Linked DNA regions of Mus musculus: region 2 is linked to region 1. The links are chromatin loops, found by intact Hi-C in ENCODE. Cell type or tissue: left cerebral cortex. All regions are shown on one strand. Links, peaks and the distances in the headings refer to the core of each region. The heading gives the core; the rest is flanking DNA. Region 1 overlaps Wwp2 (WW domain containing E3 ubiquitin protein ligase 2). Region 2 overlaps Wwp2 (WW domain containing E3 ubiquitin protein ligase 2).

What was found. Hi-C counts contacts between places; a loop is a spot of excess contacts. Peaks named below come from ENCODE experiments on the same cell type or tissue, not always from the same donor. Only the 100,000 strongest peaks of a DNase experiment are listed, where the experiment ranks them.
Region 2: a loop joins it to region 1, with 2.0 times the contacts of the local background. A loop is called at or near these places in 8 of 42 quality-filtered maps.

What each region holds. Positions count from the first base shown.
Region 1 is chr8:107,449,711-107,458,862 of GRCm38, forward strand. Wwp2 (WW domain containing E3 ubiquitin protein ligase 2) reads left to right here. Exons shown (of 24, transcript NM_025830.4): 2 at 3,269-3,353; 3 at 7,733-7,880; 4 at 8,170-8,291. The coding sequence starts at 3,284. Among named protein-coding and RNA genes, the nearest start is that of Gm39241, 5.0 kb to the left of the region's middle. In left cerebral cortex, for the core only: a CTCF peak has its summit at 5,732 (motif pointing right); a DNase peak (open chromatin) is centred at 5,748.
Region 2 is chr8:107,505,906-107,515,057 of GRCm38, forward strand. It overlaps Wwp2 (WW domain containing E3 ubiquitin protein ligase 2), which reads left to right. Exons shown (of 24, transcript NM_025830.4): 7 at 402-529. Among named protein-coding and RNA genes, the nearest start is that of Gm51547, 4.7 kb to the left of the region's middle. In left cerebral cortex, for the core only: no CTCF peak of the experiment used is centred there; a DNase peak (open chromatin) is centred at 5,074.

The DNA of each region.
Region 1 (9,152 bases), core at 2,745-7,744:
CAAACGGTCCACATACATGCACACAGGCAAAACACTCATACACATAACATAAGAATCTAAAAATGTCTAAAGTATTAAAAGGTAAATGTTGCTCACACAGTTAAAGTTTCTCCGTGTCTGTTTCATTTCCTGTTGTGGCAGAGGGACCTTATGGTTTAGTGTCAGTGACTCTGTCCTCTCCATGCCGCTATGTCTCCTTATATTGTATGTCCCCTGTGACAAAGCTCACATGTCCACTGTGCTTAGGCTGCACGTCCTTCCTCCCTCCCTCCCCCTCACCTCGTTCAGGAATGGTGAATGGGATTTGGATCCCCACCTTTCCAGGGTGGTGTAGCCCCATTTTAGAAACAACTTAAAAAAGCAGAAAGGCCCCCAGATAGTTGTGGGTTCTAGAAGCTAGCACTTAAGGTATGAGAGCTCATGTCGGGTCCAGTGTTGTCTGCTCAGTCATGGGGAGGGGACTGAAAATCACTGTTGGAGGTGGTGACAGGGTTCTGGGGATCTTGAGCTATAGAATACTGTACTGGTTTTTTTTTTTTTTTTTGTTTGGTTTTTTTTTTTTTTTTTTGTTTTTTTGAGACAGGGTTTCTCTGTATAGCCCTGGCTGTTCTGGAACTCACTTTGTAGACCAGGCTGGCCTCGAACTCAGAAATCCTCCTGCCTCTGCCTTCCAAGAGCTGGGATTAAAGGCATGCACCACCACTGCCCGGCTTAGTTTTTGTTTTGTTTTGTTTTGTTTTGTTTTAATCTAAGGAGCATTCTGGAGGTTTCCACCAGAGTTAAAATATCTAGGGTCAGAGTTATAGCTCTGGCAGAGGGCTTGCCTGTCATGAATACAGCTCTGGGTTGATGGTTTGTTTTGTTTTTGTAACCTAGACTAGCTTTGAACTTGTCATCTCTGGAGTGCTGCTGGAATTACAGGTGTGTGCTACGACATGCAGCCCTTACAGTGTTTTAGAGGCTGAGTCCTACTGTGTAGCCCATACTGAACTCAGTGTTCCTCCTGTCTTTCAAGCTCTGGGATTATATATACATACCACAGTGCTCAGCTGCGGCGTAATGCTTTAATGGCAGCAGTTTCACAGTTAGCAAAACCCACCTGTCACTCATGTCTCACTGTGGTCACGCTTGCATTGAAGGTGCTGCAGCCAAGACACCATTGGTGCTGTGGCCACAAGGGCTGTTGTCTTCACGTTCTTTGTCACACACAGTCTTGGGAGAACACTTCAGTTCACAATCCTTGAAGGAGCTGCCTGTGTGGTGCATAACTTGCTCCCAGCACTCAGGAGGCTGAGACAGGAGGATCTCTGTGAGTAAGAGGCCAGCCTGGTCTACAAGAGCATGTCAGGAAAGCCAGTGCTACATAGTGACACTGTGTCTCAGAAAACAAACAACACAAGTGAGAACTTGTTGTATTTTTATATTTTAAAAGTTTGCATTCATGTGTGTGTCTATGCATGCTTGTGCAGGTGCCTGAAGGGGCCACTGCGTGTGGGATCCCCTGGAGTTGGAGTTATATGGAGTTGTGAGTTGCTTGATATTTGTGTGGGCACTAAATTCAGGCCCTCTAAAGGAGTAGTATATGCTCTGAACAGCTGAGCCATCTTCAGCTCCTATTTATTATTATTGTCCCTATGTACTTTGTGTGTGTGTGTGTGTGTGTGTGTGTGTGTGTGTGTGTAAGGGGTAGGGAGATGCAAGTGCCATGGCGTTTGTGGTCATCAGAGGCCAGGAGACATCTCTGTGGAGCCGGTTTTCTCCTTCCACTGTGTGTGTTCAGCTCTATAGATTGAAGTCAGCTTTCCAGGCTTGTGTGACGTGTCATCGCCACTGAGCCATCTTGCCAGCCCATCTGACTCTTGATTGTGTTTTCATAGCCTCCCCTTTGGAGTGTGCACATGCCGCGTGCCGCTGAAGGCAAGTACTCGAGCAGTCCTTGAATCTAGAGCAGGGTTGTTGCTTTTTTCCCCGTGAAATATGATTTTTCCTTTAGCAAACAACTGAGAAGCAAGTTGGAGTTATTAGATTTGTGAAATTGGCAGACATTTTCTTCAAACTGAATGAAGCAAACCTGACACTCTGAGGAAAATAACTGACAGTGTTTGTTGCCAGTAACAAAATCGTTCTTACAAGAAAATTAGAATTTTGGGCCACTCTACCACGACAGGCTTGACAGCTTTCTGCTGTTTGGAGGCCCGTCTGGTGAGATCACCGAGCACATTGACAAATGTGATTTTTTAAAGTTGTATAATGAAATGTGTTAAGGTTTAGAATATCCACACAGCTCAAGGAACCAATATTTTCTAAATGAAACCTGATAATATTCCAAAGATCACATTTGAGTATAAGAATTCTGTTTTAGATGAACTTCTGCGTTTAACCGCATGAGTGGCAGACACCTGTCAAGTGCTATCAGACAACTTTGCATGGCTTGTTTAGCCATTTGGCATCACTGGAGAGATGTTCAATCAGATCTTTAGGTTCAATGACCCATAAAAAACTGGCTTAGTTGTCTGTCTGTCTGTCTGTCTGTTTATTTATTTATTTATTTATTTATTTATTTATTTATATTTTTGGAGACAAGATGTCTATATGTAGTCCTGGCTGTTCTGGAACTTACTATGTAGACTGTGCAGGCCTTGAACTCACTCTACAGCTGAGAATGACCTTGCCCGTCTACGGCCTCCACCTTTCAAGCCCTGGGATTATAAACTTGTGCTGTCATACAGATTGCAGGCATGGATCACCATACCTGTCCTGGGATTGAGGTCTCCTTTTACATTTTTTTTTTTTTTGTTTTGTTTTTTGTTTTTTGAGACAGGGTTTCTCTGTATAGCTCTGGCTGTCCTGGAACTCACTTTGTAGACCAGGATGGCCTCAAACTCAGAAATCCACCTGCCTCTGCCTCCCTAGTGCTGGGATTAAAGGCATGAGCCACCACGCCCGGCTCCTTTTAAATTTTAAAATTTATTTATTTTTAATATTTATTTATTTAATTTTATGTGTGTGAGTATTTTGTCTGCATCTATGTCTGCATTCCATATGCATGCCTGATGCCCTTGGAGCTGAGAAGAAGGCATCAGGCTCCTTAGAACTGGAGTTACAGATGGTTGAGAAGTGCTGTGTGGGTGCTGGGAGTTGAACCCAGGTCCTCTGCAAGGATCACAAGCGTTCTTAAGCACTGAGCCATTTCCCCAGCTCTTTGGGTTGGGCTCTTCAGTTTCCTCCTCAGCCGCTGACTAACCCTGCCACTCTGCTTCCTTTGCAGTTCCATTGTGATGACATGGCATCTGCCAGCTCCAGCCGGGCAGGAGTGGCCCTGCCTTTTGAGAAGTCCCAGCTTACCCTGAAAGGTGAGCGTCATTGCCTGAAGTATTTGAGGCACATCTGTCTGGAGAGTCAGGTGTTCTGAAACAATTCAGGAATGTAGCATTTGTCTCAGAAGATTATCACTCTATAACTAGAGTTCTTGGAAAAGAAAGCAAATAACGGGGCTGTGGGGAAAGTAGACCTTTTGGCTAAAATGCTCAGAGATGGTTGATTCCTTTGTGCCCAGGGCTCCCCCTCTGTACATTAATGCTCTAGGTGATCGCATCCAGCCTCATAGCTTTAAATGCCTTCAGTAAAAGGTCACTCTCAGATTGGTGTCTGTAGCCTAGACCTTTCCTGGAACTCCCAGTATTCACAGAAAGTGTCCAGGTCTGTTACCGTGCTTCTGCCTTCTTCTCATCGCTCATGTTGGCCTGGCAGTGAAGCCAGCGCCTGGTATTTAGCACTCCTCCCCAGTCCTGTTGTCCGCCCTGGCCGCAGCACTCAGTTCTGGAGTAAGGTCCTAGACCTGCCTTTCTGATTCTGCCCTTTGTCTTCTTTCCTGGTGCTGTGGTTGCACAGCACCCAGCAGTCTTGTTAAAGTGTAAGCCGCATCTCTGCATTTCAGCGTCAACGCTGATGAGCACTGTTTTCTCATGCATGTCCTCTTCCCTCTGCATTCGTGTCCTGAGCCGTTCTGGCCTCCCCACACGCTGACTCTGGGCCATTGCCCTGGCCATCTGAGTGAAATGCTTTTAGCTTGCTTTGTTCTTTACACATTTTGTCACCCTTCAGTGAGGCCTTCCCCACTAAGTTCCTCACATCTGTCTCCCCCAGTTTGTTCTTTTCTTTAAGGTTGTCATTGCTCAACATCTGCGTACTTCTATTAAAGGTACTTGGGGAATGAGCCTAAGGCCTCAGAGTTTTGCCAGTTTGACTTGGGGAATGTAGCTTAGTTGTTAGAGTTTGCCTAGCATGCACGAATAGGACTGGGCTCAGTGCTCCTGAATAAACGGGTGTTGTGGTGTGTGCCCATCATCCCAGAACTCCAGAGATGGAGGAGGATTAGAAGTTCAAAGTCATCCTTAGCTACATAGACAGTTGGAGGCCAGCTTGGGATATGTGATACCCTGTCTCACACCAAACTGTACCAACCAACAAACCAACCAAACCAAACCAACCAAACCAAACCAACCAAACCAAACCAACCAAACCAAACCAACCAAACTAAACCAACCAAACCAAACCAACCAAACCAAACCAACCAAACCAAACCAACCAAACCAAACCAACCAAACCAAACCAAACCAACCAAACCAAACCAAACCAAACCAACCAAACCAAACCAAACCAAACCAAACCAACCAAACCAAACCAACCAAACCAACCAAACCAAACCAAACCAACCAAACCAAACCAACCAAACCAAACCAAACCAAACCAACCAAACAAACCAACCAAACTAAACCAAACCAAACCAACCAAACTAAACCAACCAAACCAAACCAACCAAACCAAACCAACCAAACCAAACCAACCAAACTAAACCAAACCAAACCAGGGAAGAAGCTAGAGTACAAAAGCCCGATCTAAAACCAAATCAGGACAAGAGGAAAAGCCTGTCTGGAGAGAGCTGAGAGCATTGACTTGGGGAGAGTTGGTTCCTGCCTCAGACCTGCTTTTCACTAACTTTGATTGCAGGGAAGTTAATTTGGCTCCCTGAACTTAGATGGCCCAGCTGTGAAGTAAAGAAATTGAATTTCATTTTCTCCCCAAGATTTCTTTCTTTTTTTTTTTTTTTTTTAAAGATTTTATTTATTTATTATATGTAAGTACACTGCAGCTGTCCTCAGACACCCCAGAAGAGGGCGTCAGATCTTATTATGGATGGTTGCGAGCCATCATGTGGTTGCTGGGATTTGAACTCAGGACCTTTGGAAGAGCAGTCAGTGCTCTTAACCGCCAAGGCATCTCTCCAGCCCCTCCCCAAGATTTCTTTGTATTTTATAGGTATGCGTGTTTTCCTGCATATCTGTATGTTTACTACATGCATGAATGGCACCTGTGGAGACTGGAAGACAGCATCAGTTCCCTGGAACTGGAACTACAGATGGCTGTGAGCTGCTTTGTGGGTGCTGGGGTCTGGATTCAGGTCCTTTGTGAGAGTGATATGTTCATAACCCCTGAGCCATCTGCAGGGTCTCACAGTGTAGTCCTGCCGAGGTAGCCTGAAATTCACTGTGTAGACTAGACTGGCTTTGAACTCACAGAAATCCACATGGCTCTGCCTCCTGTGTTCCAGAACTAAAGGTGTATGCCTCCAGGCCTGGCAGGAACTTGTTGATTTTAGGGAGATTTTCTAGGACTGAATGAAACATGTTCCTGTTTTTAAAAGTTAAGGTATGCAGTGCTCCTGTCTCACCACAAGATGGCGTCAGCTAGCCTTGATGTACGTGCAAAGCGGTACATTTTCCACTTAGGTCTCATGTCTGTGACAAACCTCTATTCTCAGCCCCATCCCTGTTGCTTGTTAGCCCTAAATGTTTTTTGTTTTGTTTCTTGATTTCTCCCTACTGTAGCTTTTGGGTTTTGGAGTAGTTACTGCTTCATAGAACCCAGGGGGTGACTGTTGTTTGTCAAGTTGTAGACCTTTGTAGGACTTGTCACCTCCCCAAAGGATCTGGGAAGGGGCTTTACTTCCTCAATAGAAGGGACTGCAGGGGAGGTTAGGCTTGTTACTGGGGGTGAGGAACACCAGTTATAGCCTCTGCCTTGGGCACAGGGTGGACATGTAGATGTGTTCCCTCTGATAGACCTGCCTTTCCCACTATGGGTCATGAATGCTATGGGATAGGTGTCCCATGGAAGATGGTGTTTGTTGTCTTTACGCTCCATGGATTTGTACCAGTCTGTTGGTGATAAATGACTATGACAAGTGCTGCTGTGTGCTAGGAATAGTGACGTATGTCTGTAATCTCAGTGCCAGGGAGACAGAGGCCATTTATGGCTGAGTAGTAGGTTCAAGTCAGCCTGTGCTGTAACAGTGAGGTGCTGCTATTTACAACCAGGAAAGAAACCAGACTAAACCAAAACGAGAGCAGAGACAGAGACAGAGACAGACAGACAGGCAGACAGGCAGACCCACAGACAGACACACATGAGGGCTGTAAACAGAACAGGCTACAGTGGCTGACCACCATAGAGTGTGTTCAGCCTTATTGCTACATGAAGAAGAGCCGCAGAACAAATAAGCAGAGCCCAGGAATAGTATACAGCTGGGATGGAGTCAGGTTGCTGGGGCACGTGCTGGGGCAGAGCTCCCTCTATATAATTGGCGTGAGCCTCCCTCCCCCATACACTCTGGCCAGCCTGACCTAGAACTCACTCTGTAGTCAGATGATTCATTTATTCCAGTCTCTCCAGTCAGTGGGATTACAGGCATGAGGGACTTTGCCTGGCTTTTTTGTTTCGATTTTTGTGACTAGCTCTGTCCGGCCTGAAACGCCTTGTGTAGACCAGGCCAGCCTTGAACCTGCAGCACTCCTGTTCTTCCTCAGCTGCTGGGATTGCAGGCGTATGTCCCCATCCCAGCCTTGTTTCCTCCTGGGTACAGTCAGGGAGACAGGATATTCCCGCTTCATGAGTTGGGGGCTCCATATGATGTGTGCCTTGCAGCGTCCGCGGTAACTCTTGATTGAGACTTAGTGATTGATTTTATTTCTAAAAAAATGGTTTGCCAAAAGTGAGGAAGCAGCACTGCACTTTGCAGTGTGGCCAAATGGAGATGCTCAGAGGCAGTGCAGGGAGTCCCCGAGGGTGTCCAGAACCCCGAAGACGACGCTCCCAAACCTTAAAGGAGGCTCAGCTGCTCTGAGGAGCCCCGCTTGTGCTGACTGTCCCAGAGCAAAGGACTATAAGCCGTCATCTCAGCAGTGTAAAAAGTTAGCAGAGCCGTGCAGCGGACTTTGTGACAGTCATTTAAAAGTTGATTTGGGGGACTGGGGAACAGGCCAGTGAGCAAAGCACTTTGCTATCTCATGTGCTTTTGGGTTGGGAGCGATCTTTCTCCCTTCATAGTTCAGACTCTTGTACACACATGCTTTTTTTGCTTCTTTGTTTAGTTTATACCCCTTTTTATTTCTTGTTCAAAAACATTCATTTTGTACGTATGTGTTTGTGTGCACATGATATTTTGGTCAGTGGTCAACCTTGGGTGTCATTCCTCAGGCACGAGCTATCACCATGTCAGTTTTCAAAAGTTTTAATTTTTTTTTTTAAAAGAGGACAAACCAAACCAAACCAAACCAAAAAAAAAAAAAAAAAAAAAAAATCTTTTCAAAGGGAAATAACCAAAAGGAGCACCTGCCCCAAGGGGCGCATGGGACCCTTTAACTCATCTGCCTATCCTTTCTGTGCCATCCAGTGGTGTCAGCAAAGCCCAAGGTGCACAACCGCCAGCCCAGAATCAACTCCTACGTGGAGGTGGCAGTGGATGGACTCCCCAGCGAGACCAAGAAGACGGGGAAGCGCATCGGGAGCTCTGAACTGCTCTGGAATGAAATCATCGTTCTGTAAGGCTGTCACTGGTGGAATGCAGGAGGTGGGGAGGGGGGGCTGGGGTGCAGACTCTGCTGCCCTTGGCCCCCATGGTGCTCCTCTTTAGGTGTCTGTATGTCATTGAGCTCACAGACACTCATTATTAGCTAGGGGTTACAGGTCAGCGTGTGAGGTGTGTATGTGACTGTCTTCCTGTTTTGTCCCCTGTAAGATATCAGCAGGGTAGCTTTCAGCAGCCTGTTCATGTTAGAGGGGTAGCTGCTCCCCGGCGAGGCTGTGATGAGTCACTTACTTGTTTTCCAGGAATGTCACAGCCCAGAGTCATTTGGATCTGAAGGTCTGGAGCTGTCATACCTTGAGGAATGAACTACTGGGCACTGCCTCTGTCAACCTCTCCAATGTCCTGAAGAACAATGGCGGCAAAAGTATGTATGATTCACCTCTAGTCAGGGAGGGTATGCAACCAGTCCTGGGCTTGGCCACAGTGCCTCTGCCCCTTAGAGACCATCTGTGGAGTTTAAGGAAGGCTAACTTCAGCATGCTTGGTCCAGGGCTGTAGGATGCAGGACCGTGTCCCCTAGTTCTTCTTCAGGGAGGGAGGCTATCCTACCCACTCTCTCACTCAGGAGACATACCTCCAGCTGAAATCAGTGCTTTTCTTGTCTGAGCCCCAGAACAGAACAAAGGAGCTGTGTGCATGTGAGTGTGAGTTCTGGGTTTGGGATAGGAATACAGAAGGCGCCCTGTGTCTCCTAGGGATGTGACAGCAGCTCCATCTGAATTATCTCAGGCACCTCTGCTGGCCGGACATATAAATCCTGAGGCCTGTTCCTTGCTGTTTGTGGCCAGTGGCATAGCCCACGCCTGCGGGCTGTAGACCCTTCCTCATAAAGCCTCTATTCAGAGCAGTACCATATGTGGCAGCCAACTGCTGTGGAAAGAAAGGCTCCTTTTTCTCCTACTGTGTAGAAATATTTTTTGAAAATGGACTTAGCCTAAGTGAGACCCGGGGTGGGGAGTGTTGAAGCTTAGGTACAGCTTGAGGCTTTTCCTTCGGAGCCCATCCTTCTTGCTGGGCTGCCTGGGAAGGTTAGCTCCTCCTATGCTCTGGTCCTTTCCGCTGGACATAGAGCAGCATGGTGGAGGATTGTTTAGAACCAGGGACATGCCTCTGTCTTAGTTGTTTTGTCATTTGAGTTGGTGTTTTTGTTTTGTTTTGTTTTGTTTTGTTTTGTTTTGTTTTGTTTTGTTTTTGTTTTTCGAGACAGGGTTTCTCTGTGTAGTCC
Region 2 (9,152 bases), core at 2,407-7,406, 56 kb after region 1:
TCACCACCTAATTATCCTTCCAATGACAGAGAAAGTTGATTGCAGAAGTTTTGGGGCCCTTTTACCTTTCTCCTACCATCTGTCCAGAGATTTTTGTTTATTTCTAACACTTAGGCCCAATAAAAATAATGTGATGGTCACAGGGTATTTGCCAGTTATTTCAAATGTGGGGGTGATTTGCTCCAGATTTGTTTACTTCAAGTGGAAAAGTTTGCACAAAGCTGCCTTTTGGGTTTTTACCAAGAAGGAAGCTTCCATGGGTCTCTGCTCAGAGCCAGCGCCTATTAAGTGAAAAGCTGGAGTGGCTACAGGTCCTGTTTCTAATAAATAGCAAGAGAGGGGAAGCGTCTTTCTTTCTCACAGTGACTTATGTTGGTTTGCTTTCTACTCTGCACCCCCAGGACGCACAGACACTCAGGTGGCTCAGCCAGGACAGCCACAGCAGCCAGTGAACAAAGCCCTGGCGCTAGGAACCGCCACCGCCAGCCTGTGAAGAACTCTAGCAGCAGTGGCTTAGCCAATGGCACAGGTGAGTGATGACACAGCGGCAGCCTGCACTAAAGCAGGATGCTCTTGCTGTCCTGTTTGCACTTGGGGCATTGCCTTCTGTGCCACAATATAGTGGACTGAGAGAAGCCACCAGCACTTGTGTGCATTTGAGTCCACTGCTTATTCCATTGACCCATTTTCTTTGGCCTCTTTGGCTTATTCTGGACAGCTAAGGTTATTCTCCATGTTCCCTTGCATGCCTAAAATAGTCTTTTGGGTCTGGGGATTTAGCTCAGTTGGTAGAGTGTTTGGGTAGCATGCCTGAGATAGACTGTGGCTTCAGTCTTTAGCACCTCATCAAACTGGCTTAGGGATGCGTGCCTATAATCCCAACACTCAGAGGGAGAAGGAGGTAGGAGGAACAGAAGTCAAAGGTCATCCTGGCCATATGACCAAGTTCAAAGGCAGCCTGGGATACATGAAATTCTCTTTCAGAAAATAGAACTGAAAAACAAAATATTCCTTTGTACAGATAAAAAATTTAAGTATGCTTTTTTAAAATTAATTTCTTATCAATATTGGATTTCATTTGGATTAAACTAAAGATATTTCGTTTAGTTTGTATGTGTGTGCCTGAGGGCATTTATGTGCACTACACACATACAGGTGCTCTTGGAGACCAGAAGAGGGGGTCATAGCTCCTCAAACTAGAGTTAAAGCGCTTAGGAGCCATCCAGTGTGGGTGCTGAGAACTGGACCCAGACCCTCTGGGAGATGCTTAACCACTGGGCTGGGCCTCCAGTCCCCTTGTGGTGGTGTTGTTTTGTTTGTTTGTTTGTTTGAGGCAGGGTCTCACTCTGTAGCACTGGCAGGCCTGGAAGTTACTATGTAGACCAGATGAACCTCAGCTCATAGGGATGTGCCTACCACTCCCCCAAGGCTGCCACATCCAACCTTAGGTGTCTTATTTATGAATGACCAATTTGGAAAAACAAAAACAACAACCCAGTTTAGGGAGTATGTCAACTAGGGAAAAAGAAAAGACTTGAGTTTGCCCCAAGACCCGAGTGAGAAAAGGCAACAGCATTCCGAGGGTGGAGATCCTGACAGTGTTGAGTCCCCACTAGATACTGCTGTCACCATTCCAGCATGGACACCACGAGAAAGGAGACACTCGGTCCTATCCACACCCAGGGATTTATCTGCACTTGGCTCTGCTTCCTGGTACTCAGGAAGGGAAGGCCTGTTACAAAGTAGATCATTTTCATCTTATTGCTGTCTCACTGAGATGGTGTCAGGCAAACATTCATTTTCTAAAGGTTTTGAGGCCTGTTAAGTCTTTAGTGACAAGGGGTCATTTGCTCATTTGTCTCTTTACTTTGGGGCCAGTGGGAGGAGATGTGGGCATTTGCTTCCCCAGATGTAGATAGGGGAGTATAATTCCAGTTGGGAGTGAGTGACATGGAGATGGTTGTTATGGATGCCTGTTTGTGATTGCAGTCCTGTGACATGAAGACGCAGCGCATAGTCTTGTTGCTGTGACTGTTATTTGCCTGTGACAGACTGGCAGAGTGGCACTCTACTTGGTTTGCTGTGTCGTGGATTTCAGGTCTCGGGAAACTGTGTGGGGCTTGAGAGCCTTCTTCTGTAGCTTAGGTAGCCTAGTTACCTCACTGTGTACAAGGAATGGCGGGTAAGGTGTGAGCCTGGGGCGTCCCTTAGCGTCCTGCTTGGCGTTGGGGACCCGCCTGAAGGAACCTCCTGGGTGAAAGTGACAACAGATGTGAGGTCTCAGAGGCCACTTTCTCTGCCTACCCAGTGCTCAGGAGGCAACTAATTCCCCTGTACTGGGATCCTTCTAATCTGCACAAAGGAATGGCAAACAGGTGCCTGAGGACTGCTGCATAGAACCATATGTAGTTTTCTGAGTAGCAGCAAACGTGCTTTTCTTAGAAAGCAAGTTTTTTGTAGAGAAGCCTTCTGGACACCCTGAAATCTCTTGTACACTGCGAATAGCCAGGCTAACCTCCACCCTCTCTGCTTTTATAGAAAGAGCTCAGGGGCACTGGGTCCCCCCAGAAGGTAGAGTTACAGGTGATTATAAGTCTCCTGGTGTGGGTGCTGGGAACTGAACCCAGGTTCTCTGTGAGAAGAGTATGAGTTTTAACCACTAAGTCACCTCTCCAGCCTTCTGGGCTATCAGCAAACCTTTATTGGCTTATGTTTAGTTTTAGGGACCTTTGTTTCTTGTCTTTATCTCCAGAAAATCTTGTTCTAGCTTATGAAGTAGGTGCCAGCCGTGCTTTTAAAAAGCCATGTGTTTAACTCCAGACTGCTTTGGACATGTTTTATGGTAGTGTGTCTGAATGCCTAAACCATTCCTAAAACCCAGCTTCAAGGCAGCTTCTGCCTGCTAAAACACAAAGGCCCATGCCTCTCCTGACTTCTGCCTCCCTTCTGCCTTCTCTCTGCTCGGCCTCTGTCTTCCTCTGTTTTTCCTCTAGCTCTAGAGGGGAGGCCCCTCTGACCTTTTTCTCCCAGTCCTCTCCCTTTCATCTCTGCCTCTGTCTCTTTTCTCTCCTCTTTCTGCAGTGATGACAGTTCATCGTAAGCTCACTGTCAGCCTGGATTGTATAAAAGCAGAAAGCTGGGGCTGGTGAGATGGCTCAGTGGGTAAGAGCACCCGACTGCTCTTCCGAAGGTCCGAAGTTCAAATCCCAGCAACCACATGGTGGCTCACAACCACCCAAAATGAGATCTGATGCCCTCTTCTGGTGTGTCTGAAGACAGCTACAGTGTACTTACAGATAATAAATAAATAAATAAATAAATAAATAAATAAATGAATAAATAAATAAATAAATGAATAAAATCTTAAAAAAAAAAAAAAAGGCAGAAAGCTAGAGCTGTTCCGGGGTGGGCAGACAGAGGCTCTCCTTGGCAGAGTGTGAGTGAGGATGTCTCCAGCCCTCCTTGGTGGGCCTGTGAGGACCACTTCTAGGATGGCAGTGTAGGAGCTGTGCCCCCATAGAGATTTCACAGGCATAGAGATTAATAGGACAGCTTCCTATTGGCTGTATATTGTACTTATGCATGTAAAAGACTTTAGGGGGAAAACCAGAGCCCAGATCTAGCTGGCTTTTTATGTTATTACAACTGTAGAGTATCATTTTTATAAAATGAGAGTGAATGGCAGCCTGTCTGTATCAACGCCATGTTTCTAAGTTTTAGGAGTGGTGGTCTAAGAAATAGACTGATGATTCCGCGCCTCACTGGGATGTGTGCACCTTGATTTACTGTCTAATTTTCATTGACAATTTCACCCCAGATTTCCATCTGCTACAGCTCCCTTCAATGTAATTTCCATGCACAGTGTTATACAGGCTGTGCTGGGCTCTGCACTCCTATATGTAGTGTGTGTTTAAGATGCAGTGACTTACAGGCTAGCACTTTATTTCCTTGTTTGTAAATTAGGGCCAGAGTGTGTACTGTAAGCTGTTTTAAGGACTAAGCCATATAAAACATATGAAGGGCTGGGAGGGGCACCCAGTGTGAGGGTGGCGCCCAGCACATAGCTTTTATATGTATGAGTAATTTAATTATGAGGCATGCATATTTGTTTTTGTTTCACTTAATCCATGCTTCCATTTATCTGTGTGTCTTCTTGTCTACTTTTAAGAGCGTTTGTTTCTATTAGCCAGTGGTGGTGGTGCACCCCTTTAATCCCAGCACTTGGGAGGCAGAGGCAGGTAGATCTCTTGAGTTCATGGCCAGTTTGGACTCAAAAGAAAGTTTCAGGACAGCCAGGGCTACACAGAGAAACTCTGTCTCAAAAAACAAAAAACAAAAAAACAAAAAAAACAAAAAACCCAAACAAACAAGCTAAGATTTGTTTTTTATTAATGGCATGTGCTTATCTGTATATGCATATGTACCCCAAGCAGTCCAGAAAGGTGTGTCAGGTCGCCTGGACCAAGGGCTACTGGTGATTGTGAGATTATGAGTCCTCTGTCGATGCTGGGAACTGAACTCTAGTCCTCTGAAGAGTATGCAGCTGTGCCTCCTGATGGAGTTTGCACAGGCATGCAAGATCAATGTAATAGTTTCCTATTGGCTGTGTGTTTGTTATATGTACGCACATAAAAGACGCTAGGGAGAAAAACAGCGCTCTCAATACTAAGCCATTCTCTCTTCTCCAGCCCTTGTCTACTTTAAACCGTTTCCATGACTGGAGTGTAGCTTGTCTACAGTTGGTAGAGTGCTTGCCTAGTGTGCATGAGCCCCTCATAAACTGATTTCAGGGGAAGCCAGGACTATGAGATCCCAACTGAAATCAAATTAAAATGATAAATTGTAGAGTAGTTAACAGACACCCATCATTTAACTATTCTTCCTCAACTCTTACGTAGTTCCCTGTTTTTGTGTTGCTTTGTTTGAGACATGAGTGGTGTTGTGTAGCCCTAGCTAGCTCGGAAGACTGTGTCACCAGGCTGGCCTTGAACATAGAGCATGTCCCCTGCTCTGTCTTGAAAATGTTGCAGTTACAATCATGGATTTCTGCTGGCGTGCTTTCCTCCTTGCATACAGATTTGTTCTGGGGAAAAATAGAAGCATATTTTTGAAGGAACAGTTGTAGCTGTGTTATCTTAGCTGGCCTTGAATGCCTAGGCTGTAGTTCTCCCACTGGGCCCTTCTCCTGAGTAGCTGACTCTATGCACAGGCCACTATTCATAGCTCTTAAGTGCAATTCTGGAGTCAATAAAAAGGAAATAAATTTCCTTTAAAAAAGATTGCTTATATGGCCAAAGCTGCATATAAATTTCACAAAGCAGCATATGAGATTTTTTTCTCTAACCTTGTTAATAGTGTTCTGTTCTAGTTTTTAAGGCTATCAATATTAATAAGTTCTACCTAATGGTCTATTCTTACTGTCTTTTTTTCTTTTGTTTGGGTGTTGGGGATTGGACTCTTGACCTCATGCTCATACTGACCAGTGAGCTGCACCCCAGCCTAAGTTACTCTTTCTCTGCATTGGAATCCTGTTCTCACTGAGTGGTCATTGAGCAGTTTTTCAGTGACTTTTACTTAATTTAGCACGTACTGCTTTCTTCTATACCGTGAGAATTTGTTTTGAGTGAGTCCCATATATTTTGATTATTGGGATTGTGTTTTTAAAAGTTTTATCTTATATATTTAGATGTTTTGCCTGCATGTGTCTCTCACCCCGTGGCTGCCTGATGCCCTCTTTACAGACCATCAGAAGCCTTGGAACTGGAGTTAAAGATGGCTGTGAGCTGCCATGTGTGTGCTGACAATTGAACCCAGGTTCTCTGGGAGGGCTGCCAGTGCTCTTAACTGCTGAGCCATCTCTCCAGCCCTAGCATAGTATCTTTCCTGAAGTGTAAAAGGGCTAGCTCTGCCTTGTCACTTGTTCTCCTTGAAAATTCATAGATTTCTCAAAACAAACTCTGGACTTTAAATTTTTAGAGGCATGCTAGAAGTGGGAGTTCTATTAATCTCCTTCATCTAATTAAGATCTAATCCTACCATCAGCCAGGAACTGAAGGATAATACCTTTACCACCCGTTCCCCTTTAGCTCATGCAACCTTACTGTTTCTTTTTGCTTAAAGATCCATTGTTGCCGGGCTGTGGTGGAGCATGCCTTTAATCCCAACACTTGGGAGGCAGAGGCAGGTGGATTTCTGAGTTCGAGGCCAGCCTGGTCTACAAAGTGAGTTCCAGGACAGCCAGGGCTACACAGAGAAACCCTGTCTCAAAAAAAAAAAAAAAAAGGTCCATTGTTGTTGTTTTTAAGAGAGGGTATCACTATGATACCCTCTGGCTAGCCTGGAACATAATATGTAGACCAGGCTGGCCTCAAACCCAGAGAGACTCACTGTGCCTCCCAAGTGGGGCTGTCCCACCACCCCATCTATTTTTATCATTTTTAATCATGTGTCTATGTGTGGGGATGTGCTGGAGGCATCTGATGTAGGTGCTGGGAACAAAACTCAGGTGTTCTCTACCCCTACTTTAAAACAAAATTCTGTGCATATGTATGTGTGATTTCATGTATGTGTTCAAGGTGTGTACAGGTAAATGCATGTGTGTAAGTGCATGTGCCTTTGTGTATAGGCCAGACATCACTGTTGAGCATGCTCTTCAGTTGCTCTTCACCTTATTCTGAAACAAGATCTCCTCCCTCCTTTTCTCTTTGAATTTGGAGCTCATCAATTGGTAGGCTGGCTTGCCTGGGATTAAGAAAAAGATGTCCAATTCCTGATTCTTTTTCTTGGCCAAAGGGTTTCCTATCCTTGAGTAAATGTGATTCATAAAATTGAAGTGTTTAACCAACATCACAGAGGAGCTTTCTGGAACACTCACGGTTACAGAAACCAGTGCCCTGGTGCCTCCCTCACCCCCTGCCCTGGTACCTCCCCCACCCCCCTGCCCTGGTACCTCCCCCACCTCCCTGCCCTGGTACCTCCCCTACCTCCCTGCCCTGGTACCTCCCCCACCCTCCTGCCCTGGTACCTCCCCCACCCCCCTGCCCTGGTACCTCCCCCACCTCCCTGCCCTGGTACCTCCCCCACCCCCCTGCCCTGGTACCTCCCCCACCCCCCTGCCCTGGTACCTCCCCCACCTCCCTGCCCTGGTGCCTCCCCCACCCCCATCCCCTGGTACCTCCCCCACCCCACTGCCCTGGTACCTCCCCCACCCCCATGCCCTGGTACCTCCCCCACCCCACTGCCCTGGTACCTCCCCCACCCCACTGCCCTGGTACCTCCCCCACCCCACTGCCCTGGTACCTCCCCCACCCCACTGCCCTGGTACCTCCCCCACCCCACTGCCCTGGTACCTCCCCCACCCCCCTGCCCTGGTATCTCCCCCACCCCACTGCCCTGGCTCCTCTACTCCTCCTTGGACATGAATGTCCAAGCACTCTTTATTTCCTTCTTTCCATTATTTCCTCCTCACAATACTCTGGGTTTGAACAGCGGTTCTGCATCTTACTGCTTGGTGAAGTGAGAATAACATTTTCCTCATGGGCTGTTGGAATGAGAAATGAACTAATAAAAGTGTACTTGCTAAAGGCAATGAGGGATCCTGGATTGGATCCTAGAACAGAAAAAGCGACTTAGTGGAAATGCTAGTGAGAGTCAAATAAATCTGGAGTTTAGTTAATAGTACTGGGCAGATTTTTTTCCTTTTTTTTTTTTTTTTTTTTTTTAATTTGTCAAATGTGCCATGGTTATATAAAAGAGTAATACTAGGGGACATGGGGTAAGGACCCACCATCCTGCCATCTTTTTTTATAAAGATGCATACAGCACTCATACGCAGGCTGAAGCAGGAAGATCATGAGTTCAGGCTAGTTTGGCTACATAGGTTCTACGCCATCTCAAACAGTGAACAAACAAAAGCTAAATAACAACAGAGCATACCCAGATTTTATTTTATTATTATTATTTTTTTTTTTTTCTGAGATGGGGTTTCTCTGTGTAGCCCTGGCTGTCCTGGAACTCACTTTGTAGACCAGGCTGGCCTCGAACTCAGAAATCCACCTACCTCTGCCTCCCGAGTGCTGGGATTAAAGGCGTGCACCACCACTACCCAGCTAGACCCAGATTTTTTTTGATTTTTTTTCTTTTTCCAATTTTTTATTAGGTATTTTCTTCATTTACATTTCAAATGCTGGGGGCTAGAGAGATGGCTCAGCAGTTAAGAGCACCGACTGCTCTTCCAAAGGTCCTGAGTTCAAATCCCAGCAACCACATGGTGGCTCACAACCATCTGTAATGAGATCTGACTCCCTCATCTGGAGTGTCAGAAGACAGCTACAGTGTACTTACATATAATAAATAAATAAATACATTTCAAATGCTATCCCTAAAGTCCCCTATACCCTCCCCTACACCCAGGTTTTGTTTTGTTTTGTTTTGGTTTTGGTTTTTCGAGACAGGGTTTCTCTGTATAGCCCTGGCTGTCCTGGAGCTCACTCTGTAGACCAGGCTGGCCTCAAACTCAGAAATCCGCCTGCCTCTGCCTCCCAAGTGCTGGGATTAAAGGCATGTGCCGCCACGCCTGGCTCACCCAGATATTTTTAAGTGGTAATGTTATACAAATATCAGGTGATTTATTTCTACAGTCTTTTTTAAATTTTAGATTTGGCGAGTGCATATGTATTGAACAAGTATTTATCAAACTGTTTCCTGGACAGTGTAAAGTAGAAGCCAAGACACAGCTCCGCCTTCTGATCCTTCAGTAAAAGTTGGAAACTCAAGCCGGGCGTGGTGGTGCACGCCTTTAATCCCAGCACTCGGGAGGCAGAGGCAGGCGGATTTCTGAGTTCGAGGCCAGCCTGGTCTACAAAGTGAGTTCCAGGACAGCCAGGGCTACACAGAGAAACCCTGTCTCGAAAAACCAAAAAAAAAAAAAAGTTGGAAACTCGAGGGGTGGTATGTGCCTTCAACCCAATACTCTGGAGCCAGAGGCAAGGGGATCTCTGCAGGCTTGAGGCTGTCCTGGTCCACAGAGTGAGTTCCAGGATAGCCAGTCTATACAGAGAAACCCTCTCTCAAAAACCAAACACCAAACCAAAACAAAAAGAGTTGAAAACACACCTCAGCCAAGTCCCAAAGATGTTAACACATCAGGAGCT